2 separate regions of the Mus musculus genome follow, and region 2 is linked to region 1. The links are chromatin contacts, found by POLR2A ChIA-PET in ENCODE. All regions are on one chromosome and are shown on one strand. The core of a region is the stretch at or near the end of the contact, and the rest is flanking DNA. Distances in the headings are between cores, read along the strand shown.

What was found. ChIA-PET counts read pairs that join two places held with the same protein, here RNA polymerase II (POLR2A).
Region 2: POLR2A ChIA-PET joins it to region 1 with 10 read pairs in Patski. The contact joins the promoter of Trrap here to the promoter of Baiap2l1 in region 1. POLR2A ChIA-PET finds 5 or more read pairs at or near these places in 2 of 5 experiments (Patski and embryonic stem cell).

The regions. Positions count from the first base shown.
Region 1 is chr5:144,356,408-144,359,673 of GRCm38, forward strand. Baiap2l1 (BAI1-associated protein 2-like 1) reads right to left here and starts at 1,705. Exons shown (of 14, transcript NM_025833.3): 1 at 1,384-1,705. The coding sequence starts at 1,434. Dmrt1i (Dmrt1 interacting ncRNA) reads left to right here and starts at 1,516. Exons shown (of 2, transcript NR_102374.1): 1 at 1,516-1,637.
Region 2 is chr5:144,767,168-144,770,433 of GRCm38, forward strand. Trrap (transformation/transcription domain-associated protein) reads left to right here and starts at 1,627. Exons shown (of 71, transcript NM_001081362.2): 1 at 1,627-1,680.

The sequences.
Region 1 (3,266 bases), core at 455-2,954:
CATTTCTAAAAATTATCATTTAATTAAGGAAGCACACTAATAGGAACAGGTTTTGGTCACAGTTGTGAACCTTCAAAATCATAATAATACAGTCTACTTTGTCTATCTAGAATAAATGTTATAGTGCACACATGGAGGGGTGGATATGATTTGGAGCCACAATGAATTCTGAAAATATTTTCATGCTGCTTTAAAATGATTTTCCAGCAACTCAATAAATTCTGATTTCAGGAACTAAGACCTTGCAAATCTAGAAACTCAATTTTAGGGGTGAAAAAAAAAAAACTAGAGAAATGACCAAAGAGTGGGTGAAAAAAGAATCTAGAGAAATGACCAAAGAGTGGGTTTTAATCATGACTACAAGTAAATTTAGAGAACTTTAAATCTCAGGGGTTCAGTGGACCTAAGTGGAATTAAAACAAAAGTTGTTTTGTATTCTATTAATAGCAGATGATTAAACGGATATCTCATTTCAAATGGAATTCATTTATAAGTACTTAAACTTACTAAACTGGCCACTAATCCCATGTCTGTTTCTGGAAAAATTCTCTCACATAACATGCCAGTTAAGCGACCAATCACCACACGTTCTGTCAGCTTAAGTCAATTCTTATTAAAATCTCAGTGCTCTCTGACTCCAATAACCTCCCCAAATCATGAACGTAGAAACAGTCCAACTGCGGGCGAACATGCTCATAATAATTGTATATAGATGTATAAAACTGTCAAAACGCTAAACAAAAAGTAATCAAAAGCCAAATCGAACTTAAAAGCTACTGTATGAAAGAGTCCAAGAGGGCGAAGGCGTTTCAAGTCTTCCCAGGAGCAGATTCCCTGGCAGCCTAGAAAATTCCCTGAGCCGAGGGAGCCAGGCTCACCTGGCGATGGATTCCTAATTACGGAGGAGTTTCTCCCCTACATTCTTTCTTTTCTCCGAGGAAACTCGAGCTTGTCTCTTTTCTCTCTCTCTTTTGGATCTGGGGAGGGGTTAGCCCCAGCGGTCAGACCAGCGCAGTCACTGACCACAAAGAGAAGTTGGGGGAGGATAAGAACCTCTCGGGGACCCCGCGGATTGTCGTCCACGTCTCCAATCCCCTTCCCCCAACACGGGAAATGTGGGGTCCCTGGGAGTCTCCAAGGGTCCAAGGGGGAAGGGGAGGCCCTTATCATGTAAAGTCCCCACTTTATCTCAAAAGCGAAAAAGAATCTCGACCGACCCCGCTGGCGACAATGGTCAGCTGCTTGTCCGGGCTCACGTTCCTGGCCTCGAACCCTGGAGTTCCCAAGTCTCCGGGCCTCCCAGCCTCCGCCCTCAGCCTGGAACCACAGAGTCCCGGATCCCCCCGGTCTCCCGTCTCGAGCTCCGCAAAGTCCCACACTTACCCGGTACGTGTTCTCCGTGAGCCGGTTCACCTCCTCCGGCCCCCGAGACATGGCTGCAGCCTCCGGGAGGGCGAGCGCGGGAGGACGCGGCGGGGCCTCGTGGCCGCCGGGCGGCGGGAGCGCCTAGGACTTGAGACTGAGTGGTCCTTGAGAGTCGGCCGCCGCCACAGCTGTCAGCGGGAGAGAGTCAGTGCGCGTCTCTGCTGCCAAAATGTCAAAACTTTGCGGCGCTTCGGTCTGTAAGGAGCTGCGAGGTAGACGTAGCCTGCCAAGGCTGGGACGAGCAAAGGGACGGGCAGCCCCACCTGAGGCGGGCGGAGTGGGCGGGGCCGTACGGCCAGAGGGCGGGGCAGCCCCACCTGAGGTGGGCGGGGCCTAGGCTGAGTACTCTAGAGTGGGCGGGGCGGCCTCGCGCGGAGACAGCCTGGTGGGAGGGTCGATCTTTTGGGGCAACCGGGGGAACCTGGAAGAGACTTGTTGCGCTAGGTGGGCGTGGCCTAGGGGCTTGCTAAGCGGAGCAGAAGCCCGGCCAGCGCGCCGGACTGATTGGCCCCAGCTGAGACGTGGAGCGGGGGTGGGGTCTGAGAGGCCAACAAGAGGGAGAAGCCAAGGGGAGGGGACGCGCCCTTACTCCCCCCACCTGAAATGGACTGATGGGCGTGGCCTAGATGGCGGATGGGCGTGGCCGAAACAAGAAGGGACGGAGTGAACGAAGTCGCCCTAGCTGTGTCCGCCAGAGTGGCACCGCAGAGTTGAGCCGGTGGGCGCGGTCTAGCAGACCGATGGGCGGTGCTGAAGCGAGGATGGCGTGGTTTAGACAGCCCCAGCTGAGGCAGGCAAGGGAATGGGAGAGTCTTCCTCGTGTGGGCGTGGCTGAGCAGCCTGGTGGGCGAGGCTGGAGCAGTACAAGGCGAGGTGGCTGGACCCAGTGGACCAGGCCATCTCGCCTAAGGCTTGGCAGTGGAGGTAATACCTCTGTTCGCCCTCTCCCGGCCCTCCCAGAGTTCCAGCCAAGCCCCTACACTGTGGTGTCTTTTAGAACAGGACCTGGACCTTTGGGCTTCTAGGTCTTTGGTCTAGTGTCCGCCACAAGGTGCTGGCTCTGAAAGCTCGAGGCTCACATCCTCCGCAGGTGAATCCTCTAAGCTCTCTGCCTTTGAGTAACTTCCACATACCTCCTACGAATCGGTTTCCCTGATTGAAGGTCCACGGGGCATGGTTTCTCATGGATGGAGCCACCCACAATTTTGAAAGTTCCGGGGTGCCAAAAAAAGTAACTAACGCCAAGATCTGATTACTGGAATAACAGAACATTAAGAATAAGTTTAAAATCCCATGCTTTACAACTATGTAAATCACAAGACTGTCTAAAAATTTCCTCTGTGTGTGTGTGTGTGTGTGTGTGTGTTACAAGAAGTCAACCTTGGGCGTCATTCCTCAGCCGATATCTACTATATATATCTTGGAGACAGAGTCTCTTACTGAAGTAGCTAAAAAGGATAGACTGATGGCTATCAAGTCTCCACAAGCCCCATGAATCCACCTGTCTCCCAAATTCCCAGCACTGGGAGTACAAGAGCATATCTACTGTATGTAGCTTTTCACATGGGTTCCGCAGATGGAACCCAGGTCCCAATGTTCGCACCACAGGCACTTTACAAACTGACCCATTTCCTCAGCCCCCAGGTCGGCTGAGGCGTCTAGGATGTCTGTGCTTTCTTTCATCTTGTAGAGGCCATGTAGGTGTGTGGCTCCTGGCACATTATTTAAAACTTTTATTTTATGTGTAAGCTACTTGGACTGCATGTATGTCATCTGTGACTGATACATATATATGTACATGCCTGGTGCATATGTCAGAGGTCAGAAGAGGGCTTCAGATT
Region 2 (3,266 bases), core at 377-2,876, 410 kb after region 1:
GTGAGCCACCACACCCGGCTGAGTTGTCCCTTTCAAAGAAAGACCTTCGTCCTCATCTGGGTATCACAGGATACCCCTACTCCCCACCACGTTTCTTCACCGCTCTGGCTTGGCTTGAGGTCTGTCACCTTCCAATTTTGTCTTGAAGGGAGGGCATCAGCTACAAGCGGGACAAATGTAGTTGTCTCAGGGTGACCTAGCAGCATAACACCCGAGTTTGCCTTTAAGCCAACTGGATGTCAGTCTATCTGCCCCTATCCCAGGCTGGTCTCGAACTCAGAAATCCGCCTGCCTCCCCCCCCCCGGCCCCCCCCCCCCCCCCCCCCCCCAGTGCTGTGATTAAAGTCTTGCAGGAACTACTTCACTCTCAGGCGGCTGATCAGCAATAGAGCGCTGGCCTAGTGGATGTGAAGCCCTAAGTTCAACACCCAGCATTGCTGGAAGAGGAAAAATAAAATCTCAGGGAAGGAAGTCCAGCCCTGAAGGCCACACATACACACACACACACACACACACACACACACACACACAGCTGGCCTAGTGGATGTGAAGCCCTAAGTTCAACACCCAGCATTGCTGGAAGAGGAAAAATAAAATCTCAGGGAAGGAAGTCCAGCCCTGAAGGCCACACATACACACACACACACACACACACACACACACACACACACACACACACACACACAGTGAACCAACTGGAGAGGTATTTCGGGTGTCAATCACCCTTCAGTCTGGTTCCTGCGAGGAAAAGGGACACGGGGTTGGGTGTGGAGGCGATGACGAATCTTGAAGCTGCAGCAGCCCAGAGCCCCACCGGCCTAGGTGCTCAGCAGATAGGTCACCCAGGCGATGATTTAAAAGGACAGCACGCCCACCCAAGGCGGCAGACCGCCCCTCCCTGCCCCGCTGCCCGCCCAGGCCGCACCCACTTGGGGGCGGTGCGCCCGAGCTTAGTTCTGGTGGGCGGACGCCGCGGCTTTAAGCCGGGGCGGGACTGAGCGAGGAGCAGCAGCGGCGTCGGCGGCGAGAGTTCTTGGGGACTCGGGCCCGGATGCTGGGGGCTAGTCGGCAGGTCCCGGTAAGCGCAAGGGAGGGCGGGTGAACGGTCCCGGGAGATGCACGCGCGTGCGTGTCTCAGGCGTGGGAGAGAGTCGGTGCAGCACGACGGCTCCACGGAGAAGTGGAGAAGGCTGTCCCTGCTTGACCGAGGTCCTTCCGGCCCCCCAGGAGCCCTCCTAAACTAGATCAGCCACACTGCAGCATTTAGTCCTCCGCGGCGCCGGGCTGCGCTGGAGCGGATGGAGGGACGCGCAGCGCTAGCGGCCGCGGAGGTTGGCCCTCGGCGCTTGCCGTAGCTCAGCGGCCTGCTGGGGGGCAGTCGCTGAGAGTCCCGGGAAGGATCGGCGACAAAAGGAGGGAACCCGAAGGCCGTTTGCGACGCGAAGGGATTGAGTGAGGAGTCGAGGGGGCTGCGGCACCCCACCAAAGCCATCCTGGCATCTGCGGGCCTCCACGCAGGCTCCTGGCTCTCTGGGCCAGACGCTGAGAGTGAAGGTAGCGGCGGCTACGGCGCCCCCTGGCGGCCCGGAGGCGCGTTGTCCAGCCAGCCGGGCGTCGTGGGCGGGGCGGACCCGATGGAGGACGGCGGGCTGTGGGGCCGTTTGCCTTTTCCTTACCTGGGTGGGGACTCCGTGGGCTCGAGGGCATCCAGGCCTGAATCCATATCCTCTCGAAAAGCTCAGAACCTCCTTCCAGAATCCACAGGCGGATAGGGTAGCCCCCTGCTTTCAGGTTCTTGGCCCAGGGAGAAGCTAGGCCTGGTCCCTGGGAGGATCGGGTGGGAGCTCGGAAGTGGCACTTTTACTGAGTGGCTTATAAAAAGGAGATTAAGTGTCGCAAAAGTTTGCGCAGATGATTGGGCTATAGCTCAGAGGGTAGAGTGTCCCCCTAGCACACCAAACCCTGGGTTCGATTCCCCAGAACCTCCTAGCCCTGGGGTGATGGTACACAGGCCTGTCAGGGGTCGGGGCTGGAAGCTCAACAATCAAGGCCAACCGTACATCTACATCAGCCTGCTCCTCCTACCCGAGCTACACAACACCGCCTCCACAGCAGAAAAGCTAGATAAAAAGTTTGGCCAGGATTAGGGCTTCTGTTTTGTTCTTAAGAATGCCTTGACCCTGAGTCTAGTTAATAGTCGGTGAGTATGAGGGACCTCCAGTGTTTGAAGGAGGAACTCTGATAGGAAAAGCAAGAGTTTGCCAAGTCACGGTAGCAAGGCTGATAGTATCCTTAGCTTTTCTCTTCTCTCCCTAGGAACAGGGTCTCTGGTATTATGTAGGCCTGGCTGGTCTAGAACTCACAGAGATCCACAGAGTCCTGGGGTTAAAGGCGTGCACTGGCACACTCAGCTTTTTATTTTTTAAGCATTTGCTTGTTTGTGTATGTGTGTTCGGCATGCATGTGGAGCTAAGAGGTCAGCCTGTGGGACTCAGTTCTCCCCCTCCACCCTGTGGTCACATATCAAGATAGGTCTCCAGGTTTGGCTCCAAGCGCTTTACCTTATGAGCCAGGAGTCAACGTTCCTGTTTTCCAAGTCACTGTGGTGCTTTTAAAGTATGCTTTGGGGCCGGTGAGTTGGTTCAGTGGGTAAAGGTTGCTTGCTGCCAAGCCCGATGACCCGAGTTCAATCCCTGAGACCCACACGGTGGATGGAAGGAACAGACGTCCCACAAGTGGTCCCCTGACTTCCTCATGTGCTGTGTGGCACACACCTTCTTCCACCCCAGTTAAGAAAATGTAATGATAAAAAGCATGCTTTGTGTTTTGTGCCTCGACTGTAGATAAGATCCACAGTCTTTGAGGTAATGCTTAGGAGAATAGTTTATTATTTATACAATACTGGGGGATAAAACCCAGGACAAGGCTCTACCATGATGTAGTGTGTATATTTTCCCAAGGTCTCAGGTAACCCTGACTAGCCTAAAATTCACTATGTACAACAGGCTGGCCTCTTGTCCCCTGCGTGCTGGGATTAAAACCATTTGCCCCCATGCTTAGCTGGTTTTATATTTTCTTAAACTGGTTGGGGTGGGATGGGGGGAGTATTGAAGAAGAGTAGTATTTCATGATGAATTCAGATTATGCAAAAGGTGTCCTTAAGCCCTCCTTTTTGTTTTGTTTTTTTGTTTTTTGAACACCGCTGTTGTCATTCATTTATGTGTTAGTGACTCCTTCCTGAGTGCTGGGGAACTGGGTAGACATTG